Regions from separate parts of the Homo sapiens genome. Here all the other regions are linked to region 1. The links are chromatin loops, found by intact Hi-C in ENCODE. Cell type or tissue: mammary epithelial cell. All regions are shown on one strand.

Region 1 (8,000 bases):
TGATGTTCTTGACACCGTTCACGTTAAGCACAGGATAACCCATCTGTCTGGTCCAGGTGTCCATTACTTCTTTCACTGGTAGCCTACTTGCCTAAGATTGAAAACAAAATGGAGATTAATTAATTAACAAATATGAGAAAATAAAAGGATAGAATAGTTAGATTAGAAAATGATTGGTAAGCCATTTGTAAATCAGACAAAGAAATATTTGGGGACATATACTCTTCCTTACCTCTTCCAGTGCTGCCCAAAAATCAGAAGTTTTTGCATTCTTGAATTGGTATTTTTCCAAGTACATCTGTGTGTAAAAAATAATCAGCATGTTAGAAGTCAATGTTTGCTTTTCTCATACTTTCACAAGATGAACTGAACCCCTGCTACTCAATTCTACCTCCATTGCGCAAAACCAGCCATAGATAACATGTACATGAATGAGCACGGCTGTTGCATTGATATTTGAATTCCATACAATGTTCATGTATCATAAAATATTCTTCTTCTTTTGATTTTTTTCAACTATTTAATAATGTGGAAACCATATTTAGTTTATGAGCCTTAAAAAAAATACATGGATGGTGGGCCAGATTTGGCCAGCAGACAGTAGCTTGCTGATCTCTGCTCTAAGGAAATAAATATACAACCTTTTGAATAATAATGATGATGATGGTGGTGGTGGTGGTGGTGGTGGATGAATTGGGGACATTATTCACTGTAAAGCATAAGTCTTCACTCTTCAAATATTTTAAAGTACAAGTCTTTTAGATTTAAGCTTCTTTTGGCAATTTTCTTTACAAAACCTCTTTCTATATGTGAGTTTTCAAATATAGTGTGATTTATCCCCAGAAAAAATTCCCAGTCTTCTAATCCCGTAACTGGGAGCCACTTGGAGTTTGCCAGTAAACTTTCCTAAGTTCCTGCTGTATCACTCCTCTGTTGCTTTCTAGAATTGTCCTGACTGAAAGTGGAGGTCTTTGATAGAAAATGGAACCATCTTCAGTGTTCTTAATGTTAACTTTGCACATATCATTTTCACTCTAAGTTGCTATAATTTTCAGTAGGTGCTGTACCTAAATCACGTTACCTCCTAAATTCCTCTTCTTTTCAGACATAGAGATAAAACAGTATTAGAAGGACTCCAAGAAGCCTGGAAGAGGGATGAAGCCACTTTGGAATGCTGCCTCCATATTTGTTCTTTTGGTTAATTCACTTCTTGGCACTACCACCAGAGGGCAGGCAAAGGAAGGGAGAAGCAGCAATCACTTTTAGGTATTCATTACAGAAAGTTGCACAAATCATTCATCATATCTTAATAAAATAATTGAATATTTGGTAAATCAAATGTCTAATATTTTTAAATAATAATAATTGAATACTTGGCATAGTAATAGTTATAACCATAGCTGTGTTTTGATGACAATTTCTATTGAATATCTTTTAAAATTAATTTAGAGGAGTTTGACTACTACAAGGTCTTGAGCTTAGAACCATGCAATCGTGGAACTGGAAGGGACTTTAAATATTATTTAATAAAGCTCCCACATTTTGAGGTGAAGGAAACTGCTCTCCCTAACTACCTGGGTGCCTTCAGAGGTGAAGAGATTTGCCTGAGATTATGATGAGGAGAATTCTGAACCCTGGATCAGTGTGTGTGGTTTTCATCACTGTTATTGTTGTTACTGCTTTTAAAATTGCAGTTTCTTGCTTCTCATGAACCACAGGCTGAATGGAAATTTATGTAATCAGCATATTAAAAGGTACTAATTTTATATTGTCTAGATTAGTGCTTTTGAATATTCTATATTAAGACACTTCCCTCTTCACCTTGAATAATCATGTAATCATTCAAGTCAAAATTACACGATGACCTAGGTCACAGTTCATTATTAGTTGGAATCAGTGAGCACAAAAGGAAACGAACAATGTTTCTGTTACTAGTATCCCAAGAAGGGAAAAGACATTTTCCAGCTGACCCATTCCTGTCTTATTGACAGTACTACTGATACTAGAAGAAAAAGAAAGGAAGAATATATTCTCGGTTTCTATTTCATGACCACATATTGTTATGAATGTCCCCTTCTCTATTACATCTTTTATGTACATGTATAGCCTTAAAGATTTTCCAGTTGATAATTTTGCTCTTATTTCCCCCATCCTGCACCTATTTTGCTGTTTGAGGTTGAGTTTGGGGCAAGGTGATGAGCATGAAAGAGAATAGACAAATGGCCAGCCCCAGATTTAGTTCCACACCAGGTTAGCTAATAAAGAGTCACTTTGGGCAGAAAGTTAGTATTTGCAACAGAAATACCTTGAACTCCCATTCATAGCCTGTGGGATTTCAGGGCAACAATCATAGAGTGATGATGACAACTCAAGGAGGATATTGTTGGGATGCTCAAACTATGTGAACTATGGAACTATGTTCCAGTTGGTCTGAGGGTTTATTGGATGTGGTCCATATCGATCATATACTATTTTCAGATATTAGCTAGTGTTTGAAGATTGAAGGAAAAGGGTGTTTGGGTGTTTTGTGTAAATTCATTCCATAGCACTATAATGGCATGAAATATTAATATCTATTCTTCATAGTTCAGTTTTTAGCACCATCTGTGATCACAGTTAAAGGAAGACTTTTAACTTAAGAATTATTAATTTTAGACAAAACCGGTTTTTTAAATTAATTATAACATAGATACTAGGTTAAAGGAAATATGAGAGTTTTATGGAATTATTAGGATAGCTATTCATTTTCAAGGAATCTTAGTACTTCTCTATCAAAGTCAATATGAAAGATTATTTAATTTGAAGCCAGCTCTGAAGATGCCAAAATTGTTATTTATTAATTACAATTTAATTTAGAATCAAAACTATACAAACTGAATTTTAACTTAATTTTTGAAAATGAATCTTCTTTATTTCTATGTCCTGTATAATTTATTATAGGCTATTCACTCATTCATTCATTTAACAAACATTTTCAGGATGACGTAACATGTGTAATTAAACTAGGCCCTGCAGTATGGGTAAAGATATAGAAGACAGAGTCCCTGATTAAAGATGCTTACAATGGGCAGGGCACAGTGGTTCATGGCTGTAATCCCAGCACTTTGGGAGGCCGAGGCGGGCGGATCTCTTGAGCTCACAAGTTCAAGACCAGCCTGGGCAACGTGGCGACACCCCGTCTCTACTAAAAATATAAAAATTAGCCGGGTGTGGTGGTGCCTGTAATTCCAGCTACTCGGGAGACTGAGACATGAGAATCGCTTGAACCCGGGAGGCAGAGGTTGCAATGAGCCAAGATCACGCCACTGCACTCCAGCCTTGGCGACAGAGCGAGACTCTGTCTCAATAACAATAATAATAATAATAATGCTTACAGTGAGGGAATATATGATAACATTTGAGTTTGAAACTTATGGAAAAGTTACAAGATGTTCTCATGATGCAGAAGCACAAGCACATAGCTTCTCTCTTTGCACCTAATGTCTCTACAAAATATTTTACTAATAGACAAAGGGTTAAAATATACTGATATACTTCCAAATATTTCCGAAATCTTGACTTTATTTCTTACTTTAATAATCACCTAGATGTTTCACTATTGGGTAGAAGGGGGCCGTTTTCTTTTAGAGTAGTGTAGAGAGGGCTAAATGCCACATAAGAAGGCTTGATGGGAGTGAGATCTATGTGAATGGTGACCTTCTCCTGGGGAATCACATACAGAAGAAGTACTTTCTGTGGCAGCCAGCAGGGGGCATTTCTCCAACCTGTTTTCTGCTCTCTGGGATGAATACCGTCAGCACTGCTACTCCTGACTACCTGGGTTATCGCAGCAGGCAGGATGTAGGTGGAAGGGAAAGAGTAGGAAGAGAACTTCATTTCTAGGCTGGAATGGGGCCAACCTGCAGAGACGGCAGTTATAGGGACACATTGTAGCTACTTTGATAAAATTAAAAATAAAAACAAACCTGGGACGATTGGCTTAGGGTCTGTTAGAAAAACGAAAATGAAACAGAAACATCTCCTGGAATAATACGCTTAAGTGGGATGTGTGAAATGTTTCAGAAAGTTTATTGTCATTTCTGTTACCAAAAGGAAGCAAGCCTCTTTATTCACTGACTCCATTGTAATAAGCATACTAATATTGATCTTTTCTAATCTAATAATAAGGGAAAAGTCTTGTACTCAGTATAAGGAATGACCTTTATAGATAAATTTAGATGTTTATATCATGTTGCTATGGAAAGAATCGTATTCCCTGAAATTCATATAAGCCCTAACCCCCAGTGTGATAGTATTTAGAAACGAAGCCTTTGGGAGCTGTCACATTTAGATGATATCGTGAGGCTGGGACTCTTATGGTGGAACCAGTATCCTTATAAGAGACACCAGAGTGCTCTCTCTCTCTCCCTCTCTCTCTCTCTGCTATGAGGACACAGTGGGAAGTCTACCATCTGCAAGCCCGGAAGAGAGGCTTCACCAGAAACGGAATCAGCCAGCACTTTGATCTTGGACTTTCCAGCCTCCATAACTGCAAGAAAAATGCATTTCTATTGTTTAAGCCACCCAGTCTATGGTATTTCCTTATGGCAGCCCAAGCTGACTAAGACACATGTAAGGAGTTTCAAAAATAACTAAGTAATCTGTTTCAACTTCTCCATGAGACTTCTGCTAAATGATCATTACAGATACAATGTAGGTACTCAATTGGATGTAAAATCATGTTTTTATCTTTTGCTATATTATCTATGCCTCAGTAAAGAGATTAAAAAGGAAATTATCCTTGATTAATCACATATCTTAACATTCACCAGCCACATATCAATGTAGTTTAATTTTGATATCACTAAAAGTAATAAATCATACCTGACATCCTTTTTGAAAATTCTCTGGTTTTATCCAGTCTTCAAGCATTCTCAAAATAGAAGATCCCTACAATGGGGATAAAAAGACAAATGAAACTAATAAAGGCTATGTAAGGAACAATGATCAGTTATTACTCTTGCAACTAGTATTTCATGATCATATTTGTGAGATTAGTTCCTCAAGATGATTCTGCTAAATTATATGGCTCTATGATTTTAGGATGAAAATACCACTTGGCACAGTCCCTGTATCTATGCATCTAAAATAACTAAAAGGTAAAGAGAAATTGCTAAAATGGCCATCATTTCAGGGACTTCAGATTCAAATAATTATTGCACTTCCCCAAATAAACCAGCAGATGGGGCTTTCTTAATGAAAGAGAAATAGTCTAAAAAATCACATTCTTTGATGAATGAGGAAAGTAGTTTCAGGGTAAAATTCTGCCAACTTATTAAATATATTTTCATATTTGAAAATAAGAATTATATTTAGCAGAGGGAAGTAGATAGTCAAGGAATTATCTGGTCAAATAGCTTAATATACATGGATACATAATTTAGGCATATAATCTTTCTCTTCTCAGTAGTCTATCTCATTTGCTTTCCTTTCATCTGAAGAATCTGATGAACATCTTGGCTCTGTACTTTCTTTTTATGTGTTATAAGGTTAGTACTGAAATGCACAATTTGTAATATTTTAAATCAATTTTCAAGTAACTGAATGAAAAAAGAACACTGCCCCCACTTAAATTAGTAATTTTTATTGTAAGTTATTAAGCATTCTAAATTAATTTTATACCTATTTAGAAAGCTAAAGGCCTAGAAACATTTATTTATCTTGGACATAATATCTTAAACCTGAGGAGTATCTAGGACTAAGGGGAAAAATGATTGAATAAATTTAAACTTCTCCCATGTGAATAATTAGAATAGGCTATAAGTGGATTCGAAATTTTCATTTCGACATAAAGATAAAAGGAATCATTCATAATATCAAAGAAAAATGAATACAAGAAGGCTGAACATACACCATGGGAATCATATGAGAGGGAAAGTCAAAAATATGATGCTAAGAATTTCAAATGCTAATACATAGAAGCTTTTTCACTCAAGTATTCATTTTAATAATTATAATATTTTTGACTCAAATAAGACTTTAGGTATTACTCAGGATAACAAAATGTATTAGCATGCAGTAGCTTCTAAGCATCTCAGTGTAGTGGGAAACCCATGAGAAGCTGAAGTAGAAAATGACTAAAATAAAATTTAAATTATGTTACATACAGATGTGGAATATGTTTGAAGGAGAGACTATATGAAATATTGTGGGACAGAATGTGTCACATAAATCTTGGAGTTACAGATTTCCAGCAACTTTTCATAAAATATTAGTGAAGAAAAAATCCTCACCTACAATATGCTAACAAATTCATCTTTACATCTTCTAAAAAGGAATAAAAGTATTTCCTTCTGAGTTGGATTTAAATGTTTATTGCAGGCATTAAAATGTTCTACTAGGAAAGCTGTGCACATATACAGCATTTCTTGTTGACCACATAGAAGAAAAAGATTTATTGTCTTTTAAAAAATCAAATAAAACAATTTGAAATGTGATGCTTCAAGTCTAAATATTAAATTATCAGAATGAAAATAATTATATACAAATGTGTAAAGAGAAATTCTTAAAAATCTCTTTTAAAATTCTGTGACAATGACCAGCACTAAATTATACTGAAAAGTACAAACTATTGAATATTCAGCACTCAGAATAACTTCTACACTGTTTTCCAAAGCTCACTGGCACAGTGTGACCATTCTTACCATTTTTAGGTATCCACTAAAAGAAAAGTCACTAAACAGGAAGATGTTCAAAACAATGTTCTATTTCTCCCACCTTGCTATAGGATATTCCATCAAAAACAGATGTTATTTCATCAGGGGTTGTCACAGTCACAATAATTGGATGCGAAGACATCAAAGAATCATCCTCTTGAACAGGTAATACATCTTCAAGTAACATTTGGTCACGCTGAAATGAAAGAATGAGCCAAAGGAATATAGTATTTCCTTTATACTAGTTTATAAACTAAAATACCATATATAAGAAAAATTGGAGGAAAATAAATATAAATGACTTAAGTTACTTAAACATTAGGTCTTCAAATTAATCATACTTTGCACTGATTGAGCTATATTGATTTCATGCCCTTCTTCTACTTCTAATTCCTTTTAATTTTCCCCCAGATGACAGGCCGAGAAGACATCAACTTCTGTGAATTCTGCTTCTGCGACTTCTGTGTGACTTTTGGATATGTGCCAAACTTTTCAAGCCCTATTTCTATATCTGTGCAATGAGAATGATGACATCACTCCACAGATTTGGTCTAAGAATTAAGAGAGGTTGCATATCAATTTGCCAAATATTGATGTTCAGGTTTTTCTAATATTAACTTGTTATTGGAATTTGGATACTTCATAATTAATGAAAGAAAATATTGGCAGTTTATCCTTTAGTTCTAATCACCTCTCGTTTCCCTCCTAGGTCTTGTCAGCAATACAGACTGGTTGACAGGCCTAGCAGTACTGTCAGATTTCCTTGGTTCAAAGCTCAGTCTTTTTACTTTCTAGATATATAAGTTTAAGCAAGTTTCCTCACCCATTAAATAGAAGTAATTATGGCCTGTACTTTTTGGAACTGTGCACAGGACTCAGTGATAAAATTCATGGTTAGTACTTGGCATAGTACCTGGCACAGAATGAGAACCTAACCCATTAGCTGCTATAGTTATTTTGACTCTTAAGCAGTAAGATTCTGAAATCTAACTCTGCTAAATCACTACTAACTTTAAAAATTTCATTGGCTCTACTTAATTAAAAATATTTCCAAAACAGGAGTATGTTGTATTGGCTTACATTTTCCAATTATGCGGGTTTCATTTATAACAGGAAAGGTACTGCTGTCAAGTGATGACTGCCAATCAAGATAATTTTGACTTGCATTTTGATTTTTGTATACCTAGGAAGTTTAAGTATGGTGAGTAGAAAGATCCTGTTCTCAGTGTGAGGAAGATTGACTATACCAGCTGTGTGTGTGATTTTGGATTTTGCTACCAGCTGTGTGTGTGATTTTGGATTTTG
Region 2 (8,000 bases), 510 kb after region 1:
TTTTACTGTGTACTTCTGTCTCCCCATCTGGACCACAAATGACTTGAGAGTAGATAGAGCTCAGGTTTTTTGTTTTTTGTTTTTGAGATGGAGTCTCTATCTTTGTTTTGAGATGGAGTCTCACTGGAGTGCAGTGTTGAGATCTCAGCTCACTGCAACCTCCATCTCCCAGGCTCAAGGGATCCTCCTACCTCAGCCTCCTGAGTAGCTGGGACTACAGGTGTGCACCAGCATGCCAGGCTAATTTTTGTACTTTTTGGTAGAGACAGCGTTCCACCATAGAGACAGGCTGGTCTCATTTGGTAGAGACAGGCTGGTCTCAAACTCCTGACCTCAAATGATCTGCCCACCTTGGCCTCCCAAAGTGCTCGGATTACAGGTGTGAGCCACTGTGCCTGGTCTGAATTCAGATTTTAGGTGTATTTCTTTTCTTTTCCCCTGGCATAGTCAGCTGCCCCTAGCATGTACTCTGCACTTAACCTGTGTCAACTGATGTCAGCTGAGCTCAGTGAAGATGGTTTTATGGAACTACACTAGTATTGTGTTGTAATGAGTTTTCCAGGAGCAGAGAAGAGACTGGCTCAGAGCCAAACTTGATCTTTTATTTCATTCCTCACTCAATCTCCCCCCACCCCAATCTCTATGCGCATTTTCACCCCAGGCATTTATGAGACAGCTGGACATGATTGGGGATGTGATCACTCATGCTGGGAGATAGTTATATGAGTGGCCCACAGAGAATGGGTCAAATTGTTTGCAGTACAGTGCGGGGGGAAAAAAACAACAGCAAAAGAGACATTCTAATATATTCCTGAGTACTCAGCTAACTGTAATGAGTCCTTAGTTCTTTTCTAAGTTTAACCAAATTCCTGTAAAATCGTTGTGCTATTAGCTTGCAAAATTACATTATATGTGCCTCTATAGTGGGTTACCATTGTAAGAATTATGCACTTTTAGCTGCTCAAGGAAAAGTAGTAACTACAAATATTCCATTACTTTTTAATAGTGCTACCAATAACAATAAGCACTGAAGCAAATTTTTGAAAATGCTGAATTTTTTCATTATCAGGGGAAAGTAATGATCCATATAAAATACTATACTATTTATTGTAGTTTTCATATTCAATTTTTAAGTGTACCTTAAATATCCAGGCCTTCTTCAAATTAGGTAATAAAGTTGTACTGAATTCAGTATTTGGGGTTTCATGGCAACATAGGTATGAGAAGGGAATTTAGAGTGAGTTTTCCAAAACAAGAAGCCTATGTTCTTTCCAGAAAGAAATCTGAGGAGGAGGTTATGATAATAAGCACATTGAAGAAGGAAAAATATAGAAAATTCAATTGGAGTTGATATTTCATTAGCTCCTTTCATTAGCAGAGGAGCTGTTTTTGTTGGCTAAAAGTTTCTCTAAACCTTTCCAAAGGCTCACGACACAAAGGCCTGTGAAACAATGTCCTCTGGCCTGTGAAACAAAACTCAACCTGAGACCCAAAACCAAAAGGCTGATCATAATACAACTCTTAAGGGTATCTGAGTTCATTTCTATCTGAAGTAGACTGAGTTCCTGAGAACCTGGGTTGATTTTATGGTCTCTCCACAAGTGGCTTGGCTGGACTTCACAGACAGCCAGGCGTCTGGCTAAGGTCATGCCCCTGATAAGACCTGAATACTCTGAAATCCCCAGGACAATCCTCAGATCAACTTAAATTTACAGAAACACTTCCCACTAGATGGGCTGAACATGGAACATGTTTTCTTGGAGCCATTTACAACTTAACTGGGACTATACCTACAGCTACCAGTATAGATCCTGGACCTTAAGAATGACCCCAAAACTCAATTCAAATCAAGGAGTCATCCATTGTGTTCTTGCTCAAAGTGCAAGAACACGGGCTGCCCTGTGACTAGAGTTTTGAGTGAACGTGGTAACCTCATATAAGATAGAACTCCAGTGCAAATCAGGTCCATGGCATTTCAATACAGCCCAGCTATTCACATAGCTTATACAATTTAGTTATTTTGTTTGTGTGTGTGTGTGTGGTTAAATGAGACTTTTCATTGAAAAACAGTCAGGATCTAAGTAAAAATAACCATTCACCAGGAGCCAGGGATAAAAACTGACCATCTGCTGCCTGGCCATCCTCACCAGCCACTGGTTGACCCCCATTCTTGAGGTCTTGGTGTTCTTTTATAACCACAAACTGCAGACAACAAAAAGGAGGGAGAGAGGATATTGTTAAAATTCACAAATTATCTCAACGTACATTGAATCAAAGTCTATGGCTTTACGATGTTCATCCTATGGAAAGTGAAAGTCAGAAGAAAGGCCCTGTGAAGTTAGTCTTTCTATCTAAAGAGAGATTCAACATTCAGTGAGGAGCCTTGTGTTACTTTGTCTTAAAGCAACTAGGCACACCAATATGTTAACTGAAGAATCTATTCTAATTATGGAATCTCAGCTTTTAGGTCACGGATCCCTGGAGCCACTGATTTACCATAAGCAATCCAAGAATCCATAAGTATTCTAAGAACTGCCCATAGGCCAGGCAAATAATATCTAATATATGTGTGTGCTACAACTTTTCATACACACACACGCACACACACATTAATAACACTCATTTAAACATGCTACCAAGTTCTGAGTAATTTGGGGCCATTAAAGGTAGTAATAATTACCAGTGCAATGACAATTTTGCAAGCTGGTTGAACAGCCTAGGGACCTAGAATTTTAATAGGAAGGAACAGAAAACAACATTTCTCTTCAGTCAACAAAATGATTACTTTTGTCATTATTTGTATTATCAAAAATTGATTGGGCACTTGCAATGCAGGCTGACCAGAGTTCACTGGCTCACATTCACTCTAGATAGATTAGATATTAAAACAGATCCATGCTACAAGGAAAGAAAAGAAGTGACCCCATACAACAGGACAAAGGACATCATTTGGTGAAGTCCTTCCTTGTCAATCAGTAACTAGTGCAAGGACTGCCCCAAGGTTTTGGCCGATCACGCTTCATTGGTTCAGAAATGGGCGCTCCACAGAAAGGAGCACACAACTCAGAAACAACAGAAAGAGGAGTAGAAAACAATCTCTTTGCCCATATTTTCCTTTGAGAAAGGTGTAGAAAGGGATGATGACTGGGGTCAATTAGGCAGAAGGCAGGGAAATGTTGGTAAGGGAAGTGTGAATCCACAGAACATGTATTTTCATTTTCTTATAATACAAATCATGCTTCATCTCCTCCTCATTGATGATCTCCTGCAGCAACACACTGCAAAATCAACACGCAACCCACTGTTTAAAGACACATGCCCATTATTTCTGTCTCAAGTCAAAATCCAACCCTCTGCACTGCAAATTTTCTAACCTCGTGCCTCTCTGTCAGAAGAACATAGGTCCCGAAATTCTGGGCTGAGGTGGGGAAAGGAGCTGATAGAACTACATTTGTTTCTGCTCTTTCTTCTAGTTTGAGCGTTCAGCTCTCTCCCACTCCCACTGATATCTACAGCAGCAGTTGCTGTCAACGACAGTTATGACGGCTGTGGGGGACTGAGCTCAGCAGCCCCAGGCCTCCCAACATAGCTCTGAGCCAACAAGTTGCTCATGACAGCAGCAAATGCTTTTGATTTTTTAATAGTCATACACAGATTGTGTTTCTCCTTCATTCCCATGATGATGAATTAATGAGATGAATTAAACCTGCTACTCAAAACCTGAATGAAATACCATGTAGACTGACAAGTGACATCTGGGTAATTTAGAAGTTCGCAAAGTCATGAGGCCTCAAAGAACCAACACATTCTAGAGCTTAGTCCTAGAATCACACACTTGTGGAATTGATAAAGACTGATAAAGACTGAAGGGATCTTAGAGATCATCTAATCCAAACCCCTTGTACTGAGTGGGGAGCAGAAGTCTGCATAGGTTAAAGGAATTGCTCAAGATTAGATAGCCAACTGGTGGGAGAGTAAGGCTAGAACTCATGTTCTTTCTCATGCTTTAGAGAAAAGGTCTCAGTCTGTCACTCAGGCTGGAGTGCAGTGGTGCTATCATAGCTCACTGCAACCTTGAACTCTTGGGTTCAAGTGACCCTCCTGCTTCAGTCTCTTGAGTACCTGAAACTGCAAGTGTGTACCACCACACCCAGCAAAGTTTTTTTTTTTAATCTTTTTAAAGAAATATGATCTTGCTATATTGTCCGGGCTGGTCCCAAGCTCCTGGCCTCAAGCAATCCTGCCTTGGCCTCCCAAAGCATGGGGATTACAGGCATGAGCAAACTTGCCCAGCCTCTATTTTTTTCCCCCATACTTGAGTCCAACCAAAAAATAAATAAATAAATAAGGAAACACTGAATGCCTATTACAGGTAGGAAAAGATGATCACCTGGTAGTCAAAAGCACAGTTACAGGAAAGCTACTTTCTGGGAATTCACTGTGAGATGGGAGCTGGGGAGTAGGGGTAATAATGTGGGAAGGACCCCAAACATTGCCTTTGCTCCTCCATAACCTCTCTGTAATAGCTCTTCCCTAAGGATTCAATCCTCCATGGACCTGCCATGTATTCCAGTCTCTTCCACAATATATACCACAAATAATGCCAACAGCACACACTGAATCAGTCCTTAACTCTGACAGGTTTCTAGAAATGGAAATTCCCTTAACTGATTCAAGAATGTGTAGCCTGTTTCAAGACTGCCCTCTAGTGTTCCAAGATCAATTACTGAAGTGGATGATTTATGAAACATCTTGAATTTCCCAAACCTCTGTGCTTTTCGGAAAATATCTAGGATTGTCAGATAAAATAAAGAACCCAGTTAAATTTAATTTTGAATTTAAATTTGAACTTTCAGTATAAGTATGAATTTAACTAGGCATCCTATATTTTTATTTGTTAAATCTGGCAACTATTTTGCTACTGAAATTTGGGGAGTTGAAATGTGTGTGAGAAAAGAAATATTAAGAAAATAAAAGAAATATTAAGAAATATTAAGAAAATTAAGAAAATTGAGTGCAGTGGCTCATGCCTGCAATTCCAGCACTTTGAGAGGCCCGGGCAGGTGGATTGCTTGAGCCCAAGAGTTTGAGACCAGCCTGGGAAACATGGTGAAACTCTGTCTCTACAAAAAATACAAAAATTAGCTGGGCGTGGCGGTGTGTGCCGGTAGTCCCAGCTATTTGGGAGGCTGAGCTGGGAGGATTGTTTGAGCCCAGGAGTTCGAGGCTGCAGTGAGCAGTGAGTGGTTGGATTACTGCACTCCAGCCTGGGCAACAGAGCAAGATCCTGTCCAAAAAAAAAAAAAAAAAAAAAAAAGACAGAGAAAAAGAAAAAGAAAAGAAAGAAAGAAAGAAAATAAATTAGAAGCACAATCTTGGGTTTTTAAGACATGTATCTGGAATGTATTAACTAAAAATATGGAAAGCCTTCACATAACACATACAAATCTAAGTTATAGAAAGAATCTACATGAAAGAAAAAAATTCCAAAAATTTATTGTGCCATTAAATTATGGCATTATTATAACTCATCTGATTCCTTTAGTTAACAACACAGTTCCCCCACCCTCCCACCCAGGACCTCCCTAGCTGATGTGGTCTTGGCTAACACTGACACCAGCTGGAAGCTATAACTGATTCCAGTCATTCTGAACTCAGTGAAAAAATAGAAAAAATGAATAGGGGTTAATATCAAGCCAATTCCTTGCTTCATCTGCTTTGGTCACATTACCCAAGGTTGAGGGCAAGAGGACATCCCATCCTCAGTGTCAGCAGGCCTGCGACTCCTCACATCTCTGCTCGACTCCTCATAAGGATTCTTTGGGTTTTTCGATAGCAGCTTCTGAGTCCTGTGATAAAGCCAAAATTTGAGACAATCTCACAACAAAACAAAATACTCAGCCCACTCAGTGATGATCAGGGACAACTAACTGCTTTTGCTACTAAAATTTAAGTACTTGTGTGGGAGAGAAGAAATATGAAGATAACTAGGAACATAACTTTAGATGTTTAAGGCAGTCTTTTCTGCAGAACTCAAAATGCTTTCCAGACAGTGTTTCACTCTTTCCAAGGTTCTGTGAGGTAGAGGGTGTGTGTGTGTTTGTGTGTGTGTGTGTGTGTGTGTGTGTGTGTGTGTGTATGTATGCCCATGTATGTTGGGGGGAATAGCCTTGCATTCATTCATTCACAGGTATCTATTGAGTACTAACTATACCCCAGGCACTGTCCTAGTACTGATGATATAGCAATGAAAAAACAACTAATTTTGCAGGGAGGAGTGGGGCAGTCTGTGGAAAAAATATCTCAGCAACTGTGTGAGGCAGACTATGTTAGCTCCATTTACAAGTGAAGCCATTGGGGCTTGGAAATGGCAGTGACTCACCTAAGGCACACAGCTACCAAGGGTAGTGTAAGAAGTCGGTCATGATGACACAAAGCCTAGGCTGCTCTTACTGGCCCACTGCAATCTCTCACTCATAAAGAAATTAGAGGCAAAGACAGAAGGAGTGGATGACCCAAGATAAGAAAATCTCATAGTGGCTAAGCCAGGAAATACACTAGGTATCTTGCTTCCAAATCCAGTTTTTTAGAGTACTGTCTTGTTTGACATTCAACGCTAAGTCTATACACGGCGTCATTCACTAGGGGTGGGGGTGGGGAGATTTAGCATGGAGATGGATCCCCATCCTCAAAGCAGTAGCCCCTAGAGCAGTGCATCTGTGAGACTCCACAATAACGCCACTGTCCTGGGGCAGATAGGCAGCTTAATTGCCTCTAGGAATGCAACCCTCTGTCAAAAGCCCTACCTGGACGTTCCAGGAAGAGTGATAAGGATAGGAGGGGCTGCTGTGAATCTGGCATCACAGACAGTACCAAGAGATGGTGTGGGTTATTATGTGTTTTAATCAAAGGCTTCAAGGAAAAAAATTGAAACAAGTGGCTAATATAAACAATTCCAAAGTTGCAAAGGTACAACGTTATAATTTGTACCAGTCAGAATGGCTATTAATAAAAAGTCAAGAAAAAAAAGATGCTCATGAAATTTTGGAGAAAAGGAAACACTTATACACTGTTGGAGAGAGAGGAAATTATTTCAATCATTATGGAAAGCGGTACGGTGATGCTTCAAAGAGTTAACTGCAGAACTACCATTTGACCCAGCAATTCCATTACTGGGTATATACCCAGAGGAATATAAATCATTCTACCATAAAGACACATGGATGTCAATGATCACAGCAGCACTGTTCGCAATGGCAAAGACACGGAATCAACCTAAATGCCCATCAATGACAGACTGGATAAAGAAAATATGGCACATACACACCATGGAATACTATGCAACCATAAAAAGGAATGAGATCATGTCTTTTGTAGGAACATGGATGGAGCTGGAGGCTATTATTCTTAGCAAACTAACACAGGAACAGAAAACCAAATATCACATATTCTAACTTCTAAGTGGGAGCTAAATGATGGGAACTCAGGAACACAAAGAAAGGAACAACAGACACTGGGGGCTACCTGAGGGTGGAGGGTGGGAGGAGGAACAGGAGCAGAAAACATAACCGTTGGGTACTGGGCTTAATACCTGGGTGATGAAATAATCTGTACAACAAACCCCAGTGACACAAGTTTACCTGTGTAACAAACCTTTACATATACCCCTGAACCTAAAATAAAAGTTAAAAAAAAACCCACAAAAAAACAAAGTTATACTTTGTGATGAAATACTTCCTGTTGATTTTCTTACAAGGGAGTCCTTCCAAGAAATCACATGTTTTAAACTAATAAGATTAGAATACTTGAAAAATTTATTTAGTTTCACAAACATTAGTCTTTTTTGTTTTGTTTTGTTTTTGAGACAGAATCTCGCTTTGTCACCCAGGCTGGAGAGCAGTGGTGCAATCACGGCTTACTGTAATCACTGCCTCCCTGGCTCAAGCGATCCTCCCACCTTAGCCTCCCAAGTAGGTGGTACTATAGCTGTGTGCCACCAT
Region 3 (8,000 bases), 710 kb after region 1:
TGAATTTAAACTTGTGTTTGTCTTACCCTGAAATTCTTATGACATTAGCATAATTATTTATTTGCCTTAGCCTCCATATATATATATATATATATATATATATATATATATATATATATGCTGTCAAGTAAGTATTATTATTAATGGTAAGATTACTGAATACTACTCAAGATTTTGTATCAGTTTGCTAATATTTTGTTTAGAGTTTATGCATCTATATTCATGAGTGAGGTTGGTCTTTTTATTGTGCTGTACCTCTGCTTTTGTAGATTCTGATTATAGAGCTCTGCCTTCAATGACTGCAGGAGAAGGGTGGGATATGAGGCCTCAAGGGTTTGCCTATGGCTTGCCTCTTAAGTTCAGAGACTCCCTTAACTTCATGGAGGCTGGTGTCATCTAGAATGCTTCTCTGCTTCTGCCTCAGTGTCCACTCAAGGGGTTCTGGGTTAGAACATGTGCTATAGAGAGCCTTACTGTAGGCTTTAGCCTGGAGTAAATGCTCAAGTTACCCCCGAGTGGGGCACTGGCTCAAATGTTCTTCCCTTTATTTATTAATTACTTAGTCTATCACTTATCTCAGATTCTACTGTTTCTATTTATTCTATGGTCTTTCTTATTTTGGATATCTCGTTGTCACCTATATGAATTTGACACTTCTTAAACTCCTTTAAGTTTTGCAGTTAATCTTTTCCTGTCTATTATATGTATTCTAGTAATTCCTCACTGTTTATGTCCTATTAATGAATCCTTCTTCATTTTTCAATGGTGCAATGGAATTACTTTTATTTTTATATTTATTTTCATTGAGATCATAGGAGGAAAGAGACTTAAACTGAATAAAATTTCAGTCCTCATGAGCACTTTACATTTTCTTTTTGTTAACTACTGTATTGGTCCATTCTTGCACTGCTATAAAGAAATACCTGAGACTGGATAATTTATAAAGAAAAGAGGTTTAATTGGTTCGTGGTTCCACAGGCTGTACAGAAAGCATGATGCTGGCATCTGCTCCGGTTCTGGGGAGGCCTCAGGAAACTTACAATCATGGCAGAAAGCAAACGGAAAGCACGTGCATTACATGGCTGGAGTAGGAGCAAGAGAGAGGGGGCATTTTAATCAGAAAGGATCAGAAACAGTTCTCATTCACATGGAATGGGCAACATATACACTTAAAGTTTTCCCAGGCCTTATCTGCCACCTTCTGATATAATATAATATGCAGAGATCTGGAGCATCTGGATTTCCCATAAGACACCATTGTTTTTCCATTGATAGCATTATCTTGATCAGAGGAGATGAGGAAGTAGCATGCTAAATACTTTGGTAAGACAGATGTGCTCCAGAGGGTAGGAAATAAAGCCTGGCACATCGGTAAAATTTTTAGGAAACCAGTGTTCAGGAACGTGCTAGCACATCCTCTTTAATGTAAAAGACAAATTATTGTATCTTGTACTTTCTTTAACAAAGAAGGAAGCACAAAATCTGATGAGGCTTTTTGGACTCTGGGAGCAAATATTCTGCAGTAGGGAATACTGCTCCAGCTGCCAAAGCAGAAATGGCTTCTGCAGTGGTCCAGCAGACTCTATGGCATCAGAAGTCTCAGTGATGGGGGAAAAAATGCTGTGTGGTGTTTGAGGAAGATCCTGTGGGAGAACCACAATATAGGACCTCAGGGTTCTGGAGCAAGGCCATGCCATCTGCAGCAGAGAATTGTGTGTCTTTTAAAGACCAATTTGTATATTACTGGTTCCTGGTAAATGTAGAATAATGAATCACAGGACACTACATCACCATACGGCCAGAACTGCCCATTATGATCTGGATCCAAATGGACCCGCAAAGTATAAGGACAAGCAGGCCTAGGAAAAATGTATTGTAAGATAGAAGTGTGACATCCAGAGCCAAACACAAACAGGACCAGAGGTATGAGCAATGTGCATAAACAGGTAGCAGGTAGCCCAGACTGCCCCTGTCCCCAGCATCCAAACAGTTGCACTCATGGCCCTTCCTTAGCTCACACCTATAGCTCCCTGGGGAATTTGGTATGACCAGCTGAAGGAGGAGAGAAAAGGTCACATTTTGTTTACAGATGGGTTGGCTTGGTATATAGGCAAGTTAAAAATAGACAGAGGCAGCTTTACAGCCACACTTTGGAGTGGTTTTGAAAGACAGTGGTGAGAGAAAGTCCTCCCAAAGGGCAGAGCTGCAGGGGGTACACCTGGTCATCCACTTCGTGTGGAAAGAGAGGTGGCCTGAGGCTAGACTTATATAGAATCACAGGCAATAGTGATTTCCTGATCATCTTTTGTTCCTGAAATGAAAAATATTCAAAGATCAAGAGCAAAAAGTTCTGGGAGGCAAACAGCAACTTTAGCCTGAGAAGTGAATGGTAACCAAGGGTTCAGACCACTCCTGAAAGAGACCGTGGGTCATGTCATCAGGTACGTCACTGAGATCAGCAGAGGTGGGAGGTCGGAGTGAAGAGAATCTAGAATGGATATGTGTACATACAGGACTGGGCATGAAGTATACAAATCTTTGTATCATGGCCAGGCACGGTGGCTCACGCCTGTAATCCCAGCACTTTGGGAGGCCGAGGCAGGTAGATCACAAGGTCAGGAGATCAAGACCATCCTGGCTAACACAGTGAAACCTCATCTCTACTAAAAATACAAAACATTAGCCGGGCGTCATGGCGGGCGCCTGTAGTCCCAGCTACTCAGGAGGCTGAGGCAGGAGAATGGCATGAACCCGGGAGTCGGAGCTTGCAGTGAGCCGAGATCACGCCACTGCACTCTAACCTGGGTGACAGAGCGAGACACTGTCTCAGAAAAAAAAAAAAAAAAGAGAGAGAGAAAAAAGAAAAAGGAAAAAAAATCTTTGTATCACATGTTAATGCCTACTAGAAAGCATCCACCAAAGAAAAGGCACTAAATAACCAACAAAATGGCTCAACCAGTTTGGCTCAACAAAACGATTGAGCCAAAATGACTGAGTCTCAGTCATCAGCCACCCCACTGCTGGCACGATGGGCACAAGAATGAAGTGACCGTGGTAACAGAGATAGAGGCCACCCATGAGGCCAATAGCACAGACCCCGAGGCTTATCTAGCTCCCATCATTAACAAATGCCCAACCTGACAGCAGCTGACACTAATACTGTCCCCACAAGATGGCACAATTCCTCAAGGAGACCAACTAGTCACTTAGTGGCAAATTAATTACATCTGATTCTTTCACTCTTTGGAGGGTCAGTGGTCTATTCTTACAGGAATAGACATATTTGAGGTATGAGTGTGCCTTTCTTGCCTGCAGGGCCTCCATTAGCACCATAATCCAGAGAATTATAGAGTGCTTAATTATCTAGCAAAGATCACATCCTGCCAGACAAGGGTGCCCACTTTACAGCAAAGCAGGCCCAGGAGTGGGCCTGTGATCATGCAATCCCCTGGTCATATCACATACCACACCACTCAGAAGCTGGTGGACTTACAGAATGTTATAATGGGCTGCTGAGGACAGAGCTGAGGTGCCAGTTAAATGCAAAACTTTGTGAGAATGGGGTGCTATCCTCCAGGAAGCAGTATATACATTCAATCAAAGACTTTCATATAGCATTATGTTCCCAATAGGAAGAATACCTGGGTCTGGGAACCAAGGAATAAAGGCAAGAATTACCACACTTACCATCACCACCATTGACCAACTGGGGGCTTTGTGCATCTTGTCTCCACAGTTGTAGACTCTGCAGGGTTCGTTATCTTGGTCTCCAAAGGACTATACTTTCACCAGGGGCAAGCAAGAGTCCCATGGAATTATAAACCAGAGCTGTTGCCTGGGGTACGCTGGGCTCTTTGTGTCTAGGAACTAGCAAGAAAGAGTCAGAATCCACAAGGGTAATTGGCCCTGATCATTCCGAGGAAGTAGGGCTGCTATTACTATAATGTGGGCAGGGAGGAAGATGTGTAGAACCCACATAACCTACTGGGGTACCTCTTATTTTTTGCTTTTTTTGGTTTCTTTTTTAAGAGAGGGTCTCTCTTTGTCACTTAGGCTAGAGTGCAGTGGTGCAATCATGGCTAACTGCAGCCTCAACCTCTCCCTGTGTTGCCCAGGCTCATCTCAAACTCCTGGCCTCAAGCAATCCTCCTGCCTTGACCTCCCAAAGTGCTGGGATTACAGGAGTGAGCCACCATGTCCAGCCTGCCTCTTGTGACAGTAGGGATAAAAATGGCAACTTTTGCCTGAGAAACAAAAGGTAACCAGGGGCTCAGACCACTCCTGAAAGAGAGTGTGGGACATGTCATCCAGTAAGTCACCGAGACCAGCAGAGGTGGGAGGTCAAGGTAAAGGGAATCTAAAATGGATAGGAAGGGGGCCAAGGGTAAGTTTCAACTACAGCCCCAAGATCAACTGCAAGGGTAGGAGCTGTAGTTTTTCCCATTAACTTCCTCTTCTAAGTTTTCTCTCAAGAATAGGGACCCACTGAAATGTTTAAGGAGCCACTCCTGGAGTGTATATGGAACATAGATCTAAGAGGTGCAAGTATGTACTCTGAAAGACACAGAGATGAGTTTCCCAGAACCCTTGTCAAGGAAGGTCTTGCTACCTGGCTGTAAAGAGTGTAGTCAGAAGATACCTCCTCCTGATAGCACATAACTGTCAGATCCTTCTGTGTCTGCCTTAGCTACAGAAAACTGTCTCACCTAAGTGTATGCCCTTCCTGGGCAATATATAGTAGGGGACCAAGCAAGGCAGAATATAATGGCCCAGCCATTTATACTGAAATCAGGGGCACTGTGACAGGTCACACTCACTCCAGTTCAACTTCTACCTCTGTTCACCCCTGCTTCCCCTCCCTTCCTTGTATGGATATCGATCCCTAACAAACACTTGTGCCCCACACTCACTGTCTCAAGTCTGCTTCTGATGAACCCAACTGTGTCAGCATTTCTGCTATCACAGATTTATTTCATAAATAGATAAACCCTGCATGATAGTTGGTACTGGCACAAGAATACTTGTTTTTAAAATTTCTTGTACTCCAAAAATACAATTTGATCACAGCACAACAAATGCATGGTAAAGAAGCTGGTTTCTAGAGTTTTAAATGTATTTTGCAGCCTTCACTATATGGTCTACTTTTATTCTTACTGTCTCCTAGTCTTCAACCTTAAGTTTAAAAAATTATATTTTTACTGTACAAAAAAAAAACCAAAAAATTGCTTCCAATATAATTTCTGTCTTCCCTGGAATACAGAATTGAGTCATTGCAATTAACAGGGTGGGAGGAAATCAGTCTCTTCTGGTGGAAACAAGTTCCTATTGGTCACCTCCCTCAGCTCTTTAATGGGAAGGCCATTTTTTGGTTTCAGTTACGGTAAATCTCTCTGGATTTCAGCCAAATTCTTTCAGAGTTCAAAAGTACAAAGCTCTTTAGGAGGTTTGTTCTTTTGAAACATTTTTTCAGAGGTTAAAAATTAAATTTCAAAAGAATACCTGGAGTGGAAAAGAGTTCTCAGCAGAGACAAAGACCCCGAACACCTCCAACATGAAGCTTCTTCATGTTTTCCTGTTATTTCTGTGCTTCCACTTAAGGTTTTGCAAGGTAAGTAATTCAACCTTTATGCAAACAATTTTAATTGATAATTTAAAGGTTGTAAAAACATAGAAAATAATCTTAAATATATAATTTTGATTTAAATATTACATAGTTCAGTTACAACAATGCCACTCTATAGTCAGCAACAAATGTTTTATGTTAATATCTTGATAAAAGTGATTTTTTAAAAATAGTTCTTTTTATGTGCTTATATATGCAGAGGCATTGAACTGAACAAGAATTTTACTAATACAAGGCTGTGATTTACTGTAATTGTAGTAAATCAAAAATATTTACCAGGCTCCTCCTGTGTGTAAGGTACAGTGCTACGAAGACAGTGAGACTGATCTCTTCCTTCAACAGCCTCTTAGTACGCTCTATAGTTATAGAAAGGGGAAATAATAAGCAAATTTGAAACATCTGAAAACACAAAAGTGCAAGTTACAAGACAGTATATATTTAATTGTCAAAAGTGATACAAATATGTGGTAAAGGACTTCAATGAGAGGACAAATCACTTCATGCTGAGAGGTCATGAAGAGATTATAGATCAAGTAGGATTTGAGCTGAACGTTTAATTCTGTATTACATGTGATCAGTGGTGAGAAAGAGGAGTGATTTCCAGCTTCTTTAGCCAGGAAAAGCAGCAAGTGCTACCATAGGAAGGCAGCAATGCACTAGGCCCCTCCAAATAAATGAATCCATTTGATCAGAATGAAGGCTTTGTGGGCTACAAAGGAACTCGAAACTGAAATGACATATTTTATTGAAGTTAGAGTGTCATCTATTAAGGTGAAAAATGTTTAAAATATTTTGGATACTTATTGATGATTGCCAACTTTGGTGGCAATCCAAAACTATCTTGTCTTAGTGCCAGCTTGTAGAAGAAAATATTTAAAGAAAACTACTTAAGAAAACACACTTTAAGATTCTTGTAACTTCTAAAATAGTTGCCATCATTGCAATGTTTATAATAGAGAATAAATGGAAATAACTAAATGCTTATTAATAAGACACTGGTTAAATTATTGTATATCCAAAATTGAACTATTACATAGCCATTGAAATGACATATTTATCTAAATAAAAAGTCCTTACTACAATTTTATTTTTATTGAAGAAAAACACACACACACATATGTATGTGTGTTTATATGCATATATATAAATGCATACTTATACCTACTTATATATATGACTAAAAGATCTTACAGTGTATGTATCAAACAGTTAATAGTTGCTATCATTGGCTAATAAGATTACTGGTGATTCTATTTTCTGTTTTCGGTTTTACTGAACCTACTCAGACAAGGAAACTAGGGGATTCAGAAAAGATGGAAAAGAAACCCATAGCACAGTGGGAGTGGCTGCTGGGGCCTTCTAATGGGGGGAATAACCAGAGGATGTTCAACAACAAGGAAGCTGACTAGGTGTGGGGGTTCACGCATGTAATCCCAGTACTTTGGGAGGCTGAGGCAAGAGGATTGCTTGAGCCCAGGAGTTTGAGGCTGCGGGGAGCTCTGATCATGCCACTGTATTCCAGCCTGGGTGACACAGCAAGATCCTGTCTCAAAAAAAAAAAAAAAAAAAAAAAAAAAACAGAGAAGCCAAATATTTCAGTCAACATGATTACCTACCATAATTGTGCTGTGACGTAATCACCAACTGATACCCTAAATTTTATTTTACCCTAAAATTTTATTACAAACTCAGGCACATATGGGTGGCATTTTAGAGAGAAAGAACTGGGGTAATGTTAAGCAGAATGACAACATCCTGGAAACAAGGGTGGCACACAGGAGGGTGTGCAGTGCAAGTGATGGCAGCGGAAATGGCAGAGTAGGCAGATCCACCAAAACCAAAAACCAAAAATCCATTTCTACAGAAACCAAAGGGAAGCTGTCAGAACCAACTTTATTTAGAACTCTGGAAAACAGTCAAAGGTTTATAGCACCTAAGAAAATGTTGAATGCAGGAACAGGCAACTAAAAATGGTATGAAAGCTTAGTAGCATTTTGCGTGTCTGTCCTTTGTGTCCTTGCCCCATACCCTCCCTAATTTGGCAGTGGTCTTGAAGGATATCTGAGTACATAAAATAGCCTTAACACAATAACAACAAATTTTGGTTTATTAAAACAAGTTCACACATTGTCATTAAAAAGACATTTTGAAATTCACTGTATTCTCATTACCTTAGTTTGCAAATGTTAAAGCAATTTTCTTCTAAAAATACAAACTGTTTCTCTTACTATGCAGAATATTATCCTAATCACTTACCACACTTCTATCACCCTATCACTTATAATACTGTTGTAAACCAACCACTAAGTGGCCTTTCCACTTACAATTTCTTCATGTATCTTAGATTTCAGTTTCTTAATCTTCCATGGGAAAGTAT

What was found. A loop is a pair of places that touch in the nucleus more often than their neighbours do. Peaks named below come from ENCODE experiments on the same cell type or tissue, not always from the same donor. Only the 100,000 strongest peaks of a DNase experiment are listed, where the experiment ranks them.
Region 2: a loop joins it to region 1, with 6 times the contacts of the local background. A loop is called at or near these places in 107 of 110 quality-filtered maps.
Region 3: it touches region 1 in a loop (4-fold over the local background); 2 of 110 quality-filtered maps call a loop at or near these places.

Annotation. Positions count from the first base shown.
Region 1 is chr4:110,512,306-110,520,305 of GRCh38, reverse strand. It overlaps ENPEP (glutamyl aminopeptidase), which reads right to left. Exons shown (of 20, transcript NM_001977.4): 7 at 6,757-6,891; 8 at 4,864-4,929; 9 at 233-298; 10 at 1-91. Among named protein-coding and RNA genes, the nearest start is that of ENPEP, 40 kb to the right of the region's middle. RefSeq lists an enhancer at 5,204-5,373. In mammary epithelial cell, CTCF peaks have their summits at 1,229 (motif pointing right), 3,744 (motif pointing right) and 5,219; a DNase peak (open chromatin) is centred at 3,785; H3K4me3 peaks cover 714 bases; H3K27ac peaks cover 902 bases.
Region 2 is chr4:110,002,354-110,010,353 of GRCh38, reverse strand. It overlaps EGF (epidermal growth factor), which reads right to left. Exons shown (of 24, transcript NM_001963.6): 22 at 5,732-5,849; 23 at 2,124-2,202. Among named protein-coding and RNA genes, the nearest start is that of EGF, 93 kb to the right of the region's middle. In mammary epithelial cell, a CTCF peak has its summit at 4,706 (motif pointing left); a DNase peak (open chromatin) is centred at 4,663.
Region 3 is chr4:109,799,523-109,807,522 of GRCh38, reverse strand. CFI (complement factor I) reads left to right here and starts at 5,524. Exons shown (of 13, transcript NM_000204.5): 1 at 5,524-5,608. The coding sequence starts at 5,552. It overlaps LOC124900757 (a long non-coding RNA gene), which reads right to left and starts at 3,851. Exons shown (of 2, transcript XR_007058226.1): 1 at 3,688-3,851; 2 at 935-1,082. In mammary epithelial cell, a CTCF peak has its summit at 3,170 (motif pointing right); a DNase peak (open chromatin) is centred at 5,342.